Regions from separate parts of the Mus musculus genome. Here region 2 is linked to region 1. Evidence: chromatin loops called from intact Hi-C (ENCODE). Cell type or tissue: left cerebral cortex. All regions are shown on one strand. Region 1 holds the start of Rpl27 (ribosomal protein L27). Region 2 holds the start of Psme3 (proteaseome (prosome, macropain) activator subunit 3 (PA28 gamma, Ki)).

The links. A loop is a pair of places that touch in the nucleus more often than their neighbours do. Peaks named below come from ENCODE experiments on the same cell type or tissue, not always from the same donor. Only the 100,000 strongest peaks of a DNase experiment are listed, where the experiment ranks them.
Region 2: a loop joins it to region 1, with 6 times the contacts of the local background. A loop is called at or near these places in 4 of 42 quality-filtered maps.

Annotation. Positions count from the first base shown.
Region 1 is chr11:101,440,232-101,445,231 of GRCm38, reverse strand. Rpl27 (ribosomal protein L27) reads right to left here and starts at 2,987. Exons shown (of 5, transcript NM_011289.3): 1 at 2,776-2,987; 2 at 2,427-2,509; 3 at 1,562-1,731; 4 at 1-12. The coding sequence starts at 2,507. In left cerebral cortex, a CTCF peak has its summit at 3,054; a DNase peak (open chromatin) is centred at 2,941; H3K4me3 peaks cover 1,080 bases; H3K27ac peaks cover 588 bases.
Region 2 is chr11:101,314,042-101,319,041 of GRCm38, reverse strand. It overlaps Psme3 (proteaseome (prosome, macropain) activator subunit 3 (PA28 gamma, Ki)), which reads right to left and starts at 2,829. Exons shown (of 11, transcript NM_011192.4): 1 at 2,554-2,829; 2 at 1,829-1,861; 3 at 1,651-1,713; 4 at 1,315-1,419. The coding sequence starts at 2,595. In left cerebral cortex, CTCF peaks have their summits at 2,800 and 4,295 (motif pointing left); DNase peaks (open chromatin) are centred at 2,449, 2,893 and 3,054; H3K4me3 peaks cover 1,890 bases; H3K27ac peaks cover 1,297 bases.

The DNA.
Region 1 (5,000 bases):
TCCACAGAGTACCTGGGTTAACAGTGCAGAGGCAAGATCAGCTAGGGATACCAGGAAGGCAATTAATTCCTTGACCATCTGGTGTGGTCAGGTTACAACCCTCAGCAGCATAGCCAGGAATGTCTATGGAAGCCATGCTACACCTTCATGCAATTCCCTGGAAATTCTCATTTTGTCCTCAAATTTCTGAAACTCCTTTTAAGAGGTAAGATTCACCACACCAGACCTTCCCTTCAATGCAATATCTGGCTGTCTCTCCAGCTAGGTTTTCCTTAGCCAGGTATGGCACACACTTGTAGCACCCCAGGGGCTGAGCTGAGACCTCAGACTAGCCTGAGCTGAGTGAACTTGCATGACCCTAAGAGTCAGACAGCCCCAGCAACAAATCTTGACGACACATGCTGTCGGGTCCCAAGAAATGTAGCTTAGGACCCCTCAATTCTCACAGTCTCTTCAAGGGTAATAAAGAGACTGTTCGAAAGACCTGTCACCGTACTGCTCTGGCTGGAAGATCCACCTGCTGCAGCCTGTTAAATGCTAGGATCCTAACTGTGCATTACCACAGAGATTGGGGTGGGGTGGGTGTACAGTAGTCAACTGTCAGCACCTAGGATTTCTTAGCATTTAATGCTGCCTCCATACACACAGGCAAAACATCTACATACATAAAACACCACCATCAAAACACCAAAACCACCCAAAGAAAAACAATTTAACTGGGTGGTGGTGCCAAATCCCTTTAATCCCAGCACTCAACAGAGGCAGGTGGAAGCTAGCCTTGAACTTATGTGGGAAAAAACAAATCCTAACTATGTGTTTCCGTACACACGAGTACAGGTTCCCTCTGGAGACCAGAAAAGGGTGTCTGATCTGGAGATGGAGTATAGCAGCTTGGAACCTTTTAACATCATCAGGTTCTGGAAATTAAACTCAGCAGCTCCACAAAAGTAAGTATCCTAATGACTAAGCTTTCTTTCTATCCTGGTTCAAAACAAAACTGCACAGAGCCCTCTCCTTCCACCCTTATTCGGGTTCCAGGGATTGAACTCCGGTCACCAACACCAGGCCCTAAGCTGTCTCACAGCCCAAAGAAAACCATCTCGTACAAAGGTGAGGGAAGGCAGACCAGACCCTGTCCTGCGTACCCTAGAAGACAAATCCAGCAACCTGCACTTAATAAGGGCAAGCTGGAGAACAGAAAACGAAAGGGACCTGAGACAGGATGCTCACACCTGAAACCCAGAACACAGGATTCCGAATGTGAGGATAGCCTTGTGCTAAAAGACAAACAAAAACGGATGCAGAAAGATTAATGAACTACAGACTCTATCAAGTCTACTCCCCTCCCCTAACAGCGCTGTGGTCAAACCCAGGGTCTTGTATCTGCTGGGTTACAGTTATACAAGCTTAGCATTCTCAAGATGGAGGGAAGACGATCCCAGGGGCGGGAGAGGAAAGAGCAAGGGAATATGATGGCCCTTTCTTGTTCCACAGCAACCACAAGGCTGCCTCTTCCTCAGAGGAGGATGTGAACTTGCAATTCCATTTCTGGAAGGCTCACCTTGTGGGCATGAGGTGGTTGTAGTTATAAACTTTCACAAAGGACTTGATCTTGGATCGCTTGGCGATCTTCTTCTTGCCCATGGCAGCTGTCACTTTCCGGGGATAGCGGTCAATTCCAGCCACCAGGGCATGGCTGTAAGGGCGGTCCGAGGTGCCATCGTCAATGTTCTAGACGAGAAAAGGGAAAAAGAAAAGTCACGTTACTGCTTCGGCCCCATCTTAGTAAAACTATGTTTACTGAATACACCCTCCACATCTCTAGATTACTCCTTTAATGCTAAGAGTCAACAGGACAGTAACTCTGAGTTAGCCAGTGTTGACTCCTGTCACAAGGAGATTTAGAAGTCCATCAAGGCTAACACTCAAAGTGACCCCTAACACCTTCCCCCATGAAGCTAGTTAAGGTTAAAGCCCAGACTGCAAAGCGGGCAGCCTAACTAACCGGTTCTAGCTAAATGACAGGAGCAGGAAGCTGGAGAGGCCAGTGGTCTTGTGGCTAGGACCACAAGGGTTTATAAAACTGGTAAGAGGCAAGTAGCAAAACGCTCAAACACACCCAGGGGATGCTCTCTAAGTGTAAGTAGTGTCTCCCATCCTACATCCTCTCAGCTGCCTGCAGCACCCATTACTTTGACCTTAAGTAACTTAACACCTCGAAACCTTAGTGCCGGAAATTAAGTTACTGCAAGAACTATACACCACAGCTGTAATATGTACAATACACAGTGGCCACCATTACTACCCATTATGCATTCGCCAGTGCCTATTGTTAGGACAGATCTTAAATTCCCATCCGGCTCATCTTATCCAGCAGCCGAAATCCGCACATGCAAGCAGTCTCAAGAGCCCCGGGGGTCTGGTACCTTCACGATGACGGCTTTGCGTCCGGAGTAGCGTCCGGCCAGGACCAGCACCACTTTCCCGGGTTTCATGAACTTGCCCATCTCTGCAGAGACAAAGACAAGGAAGGAGCCGCTCACAAGTGTGTAAAGCGGAAGGCCCCGGAGCCGACGTCTACCTGCGAGCCCCGGTCGTAGGCCCGCGACTTTAGATCACCCGCTGCCGACTCCGCCACGCGGCCCGGAGGTCCTGCTCGAGGGATGCGACTCCCCGTGAAGCCGCCAGAGGCTCAGAGTCCGAATGAGCCCAGCAACCCGACCCCGGGACCGCGATGGCGGCGGATTGCAAGACCCTCTCCAGGCCTTTACTCACCGACAGCAGGCAGCCGGCACCCAGCAGAAAGGAAAGGAGGGCACTTCCGCTAACCTTTCACCTTACGGAGAGGTGGCTTCACTTCCTGTCCCGCCTCCCAGGCCCAGCCATGCCCCACGGTTGGTGGTCAAAGTTGTTGGCGGAAGGAGCTCGTCAGGGAGGGTCGGGCACTGCGTTTTTGAACCAAGCTTTATTAGCAGCACGAGCAGCAGACAGGAACAGAGCGTTCCGGTTCCGGCGTGTGGAGGGAGGAGCGAGGATGACACCTGAATGTGAGCTCTGTTCTGTCCCCTTCATTGCTGTAGTCCCCTACTCTGCCACTAGGAGGAGGACAGAGTCTGAAATTCACAGTTTTGCTTTGTAAGACCGGGCTTTGCGGGGGTGTGTGTGTGGGGGGGTGTGGGTGTGTGTGTGTGTGTCAGTGGTGGGCGGGGGTGTGTTTGTGTGTGTGTGTGCTGCATAAACCTGTAATCCCATCGTTTGAGGGGCTGAGACAAGAGTTCCAGTTCTAGTCCAACGTAGGTTACATAGACTCTGTCTTCCATAGGTAAATAAATTACAATTTATTTTAATTTAAATAATTTAAAATTATTATCCATAAGAAACAAAATGACAGCCGGGCGTGGTGGCGCACGCCTTTAATCCCAGCACTTGGGAGGCAGAGGCAGGCGGATTTCTGAGTTCGAGGCCAGCCAGGTCTACAAAGTGAGTTCCAGGACAGCCAGGGCTATAAAGAGAAACCCTGTCTCGAAAAACCAAAAAAAAAAAAAAAAAAAAAAAAAGAAACAAAATGACCTCCTCGCGCACAGTTAGATGAAAAATGAAAAATGGAAAAGATCAGACAGTATCCTTATCTCCAACATTCAACCCGATGATGTCAGATATTGACTACAATAAGCATGTGGTACTCCTAGCTTTTAAAATATATTTTTAAATTAAAATATATATTATATATTTGTATATATATATATATATATATATATATATATATATATACACACATATATGTTGAGATTTAGATTTTGTTTTGTTTTGTTTGGTTTGGTTTTTTTTTTGAGACAGGGTTTCTTTGTGTAGCCCTGGCTGTCCTGGAACTCACTCTGTAGACCAGGCTGGCCTCGATAGATTTATTTTTATTTTTTTGTATGAGTATTTTGCTTTTTTGCCTGCATGTATGTATATGCACCAAGATGAGTGTCTATTCTCCAAGGAGGTCAGAGGAAAATGTTGGATGCCCTGGAACTGGTTTTACAGATGATTGTGAGTCACTGTGTGGGTGCTGGGAATTGAGCCTGGGTTCTCTGCAGATCTTCTGCAAGAGCAGAAACTGCTCTAAGTACCATCATCTCTCCAGCCCCTATTTATTATTACTTCAATATTTTTCAGTTCATTTTTTTTTTTTTTAAAGATTTATTTATTATTTTATGTAAGTACACTGTAGCTGTCTTCAGACACACCAGAAGAGGGAGTCAGATCTTGTTACAGATGGTTGTGAGCCACCATGTGGTTGCTGGGATTTGAACTCTGGACCTTCGGAAGAGCAGTCGGGTGCTCTTACCCACTGAGCCATCTCACCAGCCCCCTTTTCAGTTCATTTTAAAGGACTTATTTTCAGTTATGTGTATGTTGATATGTGGGTATGTGTGAGAATATGATGCCCACATAGGCCACAGACATTGGATCTCCTGGAGCTGGAGTTACAGGCTGTGGTGAACCATTTGATGTGGGTACTAGGAAGAGAACTGGGCTTCTCTGGAAGAGCAGTAGTGCTCTCCACTTCTAAGCCACTTTGCTGGCACTAATTTCTGAGACAAAGTCTTACTCTGTAGCTAAAGCTGGCTTGGAAGTCACATTATAGCCTAGGCTGGAATCCAGCTTTCAGTGATCCTCCTGCCTCAGCCTCGTGAGTCCTGGAACCACATCTGGATTATACTTGCATTTCTGTATCCAATAAATATTTTGGGGGGGGGGTTGAAACAGGGTTTCTCTGTCTAGCCCTGGCTGTCCTTGAACTCATTCTGTAGACCAGGCTGGCCTTGAATTTAGAAATCCTCCTGCCTCTGCCCCACAAGTGCTGGGATTAAAGGCGTGCGCCACCACTCCTTGGCTAAAAATGGTTTTATATTTTTTTTTAAACTGTCTACCCCAAGCTGCACTTGAACTCAGCAATCCTCTTGACTCAGCCTCTTCTATCTGTGACTCCAGTCTTGGGTCACCATCCCTGG
Region 2 (5,000 bases), 130 kb after region 1:
TACTTTTTCAAGTAATGGGGAATTGGGGAAAGTTCCACTTCAAAAATAAGAAGAAAGCAATCAAGGCAGGTAGGGGATAACTGAGGGAGTATGCATGGATCCTTTGGCTCTAATATGAAGAAATTCCTGATTCAGCAATCTCAGCCCATTACCTTCTATATGGTAGAAGTAATGTTAGGAGCTAAGGATTCAGACTACTGAGGCGTCTCCTAACTGCAGGTTTATCTTGATTTTTAAAGAAAGTATCCCAGTATGTGTCCCAGCTAGCCTTCAACTTCCTATGTATCCCAGGCTGGTCATGAACACACAATTCTCCTTCTCCAGGCAAGCTGAATGCTCAGCCACCGTACTCGGCTTAATTAGTTATAATTAAGAAAGTCCTGAAAGCTAGGAATATAAATCAGTGGTACAGCATTTATAGTTTTTTTTTAAGATTTATTTATTATATGTAAATAAATCTTATATGTAAAAATTATATGTAAATACACTGTGGCTGTCTTCAGACACACCAGAGGAGGGCGTCAGATCTTGTTACGGGTGGTTGTGAGCCACCATATGGTTGCTGGGATTTGAACTCATGACTTTCAGAAGAACAGTCGGTGCTTTTACCCGTTGAGCCATCTCAACAGCCCGGTACAGCATTTATATAGCATGCACAAGACCCTAGGCTCAACTTCTAGGACAGAAAAAACAAAACAAAACAAAAAAAAACCAAGCAACAGCAACAAAATACCAAGCCACAGGAATCTAGATCAAACTATAGCATAGGCGGCGTTCTAACACAATACAGACATGCAACTAATACACTATCAGTGCCAGCTGGCAATAGCCTAGCATTTAGATGGCAGGGCAGGCAGATCTTAATGAGTCTGAAGCCAACCTGGTCTACCTAGCCTGCATAAGGAGTTCCAAGCTAGCCAGGGCTACATAGTCAGATGCTGTCTCAAAAACAAAGCAAAGAGCAAGTAAAGACAGAGACTGCAGCTGTGCAGCAAAACCAGCTGTTCCTCCCATCTGTGAGCACAGCACACTGAACAGAAAAGGCTTATTCCCAAGCAGGCGGAAAGCCAGGTAGCTGAAGGAAGCCTGTGGCTAGTTTAGAACTAATGAAAACCTGGGCTAACATTGAGAGCAGCACTAACATAACTTACCTTGCCAAAACTGAAACTAATGGTCCAAAAAGTAGCATCCTACAATCACCACACCTACAACAGAACCCCAGACCCCACAGGCAAATCCCACATACTCCGGACATCCCCAAGCTTACCAAAACATAAAATACTAAGAACACAAACATAAATGCAAGACACTCACACCATCCAGTCCATCGTGGCTATTGGTGAGGAGAATGGGGTCAGGGACTGGGAGGTTCATGTCTGAGTGGATCTGAGTTAGGTCATGGATATTTAGAATTGGTTCCTGAAAGAGAGGCATTCACCCCAAAACAGTATTAGTGTAAGTTTAAAACAAAATCAAAAACAAGGAGAGAGAGAAAGAGAGAGAGAGAGAGAGGAGTATTTCTTGTGAAATCGAAGAAAAAAAAGAATGCTTTACAGTACACAAGAGAACAGAATCAACACACAATCTGCCCCGCCTGTCACAAAGACAGGGACCAAAGAAGTAATTTAAAGAAACAAAAGTGTCTCTCACCTTCAAAAAACTATCAAGTTCTAGTAACTTCTTTGGGAAAAAATTTGCCACCAAGTCTTCTGCCTAGACAGAGAGAATACACCTGAATTAATAAACGTGGGACAGTCCCTCACTACAGATCTTTTGGGGACACCCCCAGCTATTAACCATCACCACTTTTCTCCTTTACAACACTCACCTCACTTGTGATCCGCTCTCTGAAAGAATCAACCTACAATGAACAGAGAGAGCAACTTAACACCTAGTGATACAAGGGCATGGATGGGGAACCCCAAATCCAGCTGTCTCGCCCTCACCTTGAAATTATAATTAGAAGGTGAGAGGCCCCCAGACTGCAAATACTTCATCTTTTTCAAGATCCATTTCTCCATCTCGGGAGAGGATGTTCGGGTTACAGGCCAGCACCTGTCTCCCCTTCTCTCCCTTCCTACCCACCCCTCACCTCCCTTTGTCCCTCCCTCCAGTTGTCTAAAACCCTCTCAATTTCATAAGCAGACAAAAGCCAGACTGGAAGAAGTGAGCTCACAAACGTGCCAACTCCCACCCAGACCTGGCCCCATCCTACGCAGTAAGCCAGCCTCCAAGGGCAGGGTCAGTGGCAGCGTCCGGGGGCGGGGACGTGGCTGGGCCAGGGGACTTCCACCTGTCATTAGCCTAAAGCATTGAGTTTAACACGTGTCCGCGGAGGAGTCCCTGGTGCACTCCATCACCAGAAGCAGGACAGAAAGCCACCCTATACGGTCCTCTCCAATGCCGTCTCCAGGCGTGGGGGGCTGGGTTGAGCCAGGCGGAAGCTCAGAGCTGGTGTCCCCAGGGAGACAAAGACGACATAGGGAGTGGGGAGCAGATCCGACTGCTGGGGGTTCGAAGGGAGGGATGAGGGGGCCGGAGCTATGCCGCTACCTTGAGCTTCACTTCCTGATCCACCTTCAGCAACGAGGCCATGGCCAGGCCGGGCCGTGTCCGCTCCGCTGGGTGCCGGAGGTGCTCTGGGCTCCGGGGAGGGCACCGGAGGGGCCTGAGGAATCTCCGTTGCCCTCGGGACCCGGGCACCCTCGCTGGCTTGCTCACCGCTTGCTCGTCCCCTCCCTCCGTGCCGGCCGGCCACCCGCCCGCCCGCCTGCTGGCTGCTTGCTCTCTCGCTCGCCCTCCCGGCTTTCGCCGCTCACGCCGGAAGTTGCGTCACAGCCAATCGCCGGCACTCCGGGGAGGATGAGCACGTGCCCTGCGCAGCCGCTCTGATACTCAGTTCTACAGGTTCCTGGAGGGGCTGTCGGAGCTTCCGGGCCTTGTGCCCTGTGGTGGTCAACCTAGGACAGGGATGCTGAGATCCAAACCTCCTGGGGACTCAAGAGTGATGTGTCTTATTGTCCCGGAACTCGACTTCACCGTGGGACCTCATGTGCCGGGGCTTCTGGAAGAGTAGGCGTCGCGCCCTAGTGACGTGAGCCGGAGAAGCCCGCGGCCCGGGTCCCTAGTTTAAGGTTCCGGGCTGTGACTGCTGACTCCCGCCTCCCGTCCCTCGGGCTAGTGTCAAACCGAAGACGCGTTCCATTGCACCGGGCTTTCCGGGGAAAGTTATCATAAACGTGCAGACCTCAGATACCAAATACCTGAAGGACAAATTCACGCCCAAAACAGCCTCGTGGCTTATCTAAGACACAACACGTTGCTTCCAATGACTTGACTAGAATCAAATCCTCCCAGTTCTAGAGGAAAAAGGTTACCATTTTCCTAACGCAAGTCTGAGACAGCATCTCCTCTTTCAACAATTAGGCAGTGTATCTTTTAGTTTGTGTTATTCCATGCAATCAAATGGAGTAGGGGTATGTGCTAGACCCCAGAAAAGTATTCTGGAGAGACTAGAAATGTGCGCATCATGTATATAGGGTAAAGTCTTCTAGCAGACACATTTTTTAAAAATTAAATAACTTTAGCCACTTCCTTTTTCTTTTCTTTTTTTCTTTCTTTTCTTTTCTTTTTCTTTTTCTTTTTTTTCTTTTTTTTTTTTTTTGGCGGGGGGAGGGGGGTTCGAGACAGGGTTTCTATGTGTAGCTCTGGCTGTCCTGAAACTGACGTTGTAGACCAGGCCTGGCCTCAAACTCAGAAATCTGCCTGCCTCTGTCTCCCGAGTGCTGGGATTAAAGGCGTGTGCCACCACTGCCCGGCTTAGCCACTTTCAATAACATTTATATTACAATGCAGTCAGCCTTTTGTATCTGGATTTCCAAATCACCGGGTCAACCAACTAAATGGAAAATATTCAGGAAACTTGAGCTACAAGGACCTAAAAGATGGATGACATAGTGGGAATTAAGGTACTCGCCTGTAAGCCTAGCTATGTAAATTCAATCCTTAGACACATACAGTATGAGAAAGAACCCCTGCAAGTGGTCCTATTACCTCTGCGCACACATTAGAAAGTAAGCAAGCAGCCATAGTAAATAATGACTTTAAATGCCTGAGCTTCGGAGTAAGGCCATATCTAAAAAGTAACAAAACAACCAAACAGGCTGGAGAGATGGCTCAGAGGTTAAGAGCACTGGCCACTCTTTCAGAAGTCCTAAGTTCAATTCTCAGCAACCACATGGTGGCCCATAACCACCTATAATGAAATCTGGTGCCCTCTTCTGGTGTGCAGGCATGTACACAGGCACAACACTGTATACACAATAAATAAATAAATACATCTTTTAAAAAGGAAGAAAAAACAACAACCAACAACAGGAAGTGTGATACACTGTAGTACTCAATAGCCATGTATAGCCAGCAACTCCTATATGGAATGCAACAGCTCTGAGATATAGACAATAAACAATCTGTTTAAAGTTTCTGTTTGTCACTGGTGCTTCATATTGGGGGAAAAAATGCCAGAAAATAAAGTGACCATAATGCAAAGAAATGGCAGGCAGACAATAGCAGGCAGGCAGGCAGGCAGTAACAGGAGTCTAAGATAGTCCTTCCCACTTACTCAAGTGGAAATACCACACACACACACACACCCCTTGTCCACTCACTTCTACCAGTTCACCTTTCACACTACATCCTGTTAACAGTAGTAACTTTCCATCTTACGGGATGCTTAACATCAGAATTCGCTCTCAGATTAACTTCCTTCTACTGTAACTGGGCCACTATTATGTGCGTCTTTCAGAATTCTAACTTCAAAACTAGTGTTTGTGCTTATTGAAATAATGGCTTCATGCTCAAAAACTTGCTTTGTCTTCAGATACACTGTAAGAAGGCAGACATACTTTTCCTGAAAGTTGTAGGCAGTGATCCATCAACTTACTGAGAAAACAATTGTAAATGCCTCTTGTTTTTGTGTGCTCCAGAATGGCTGGCCTTAC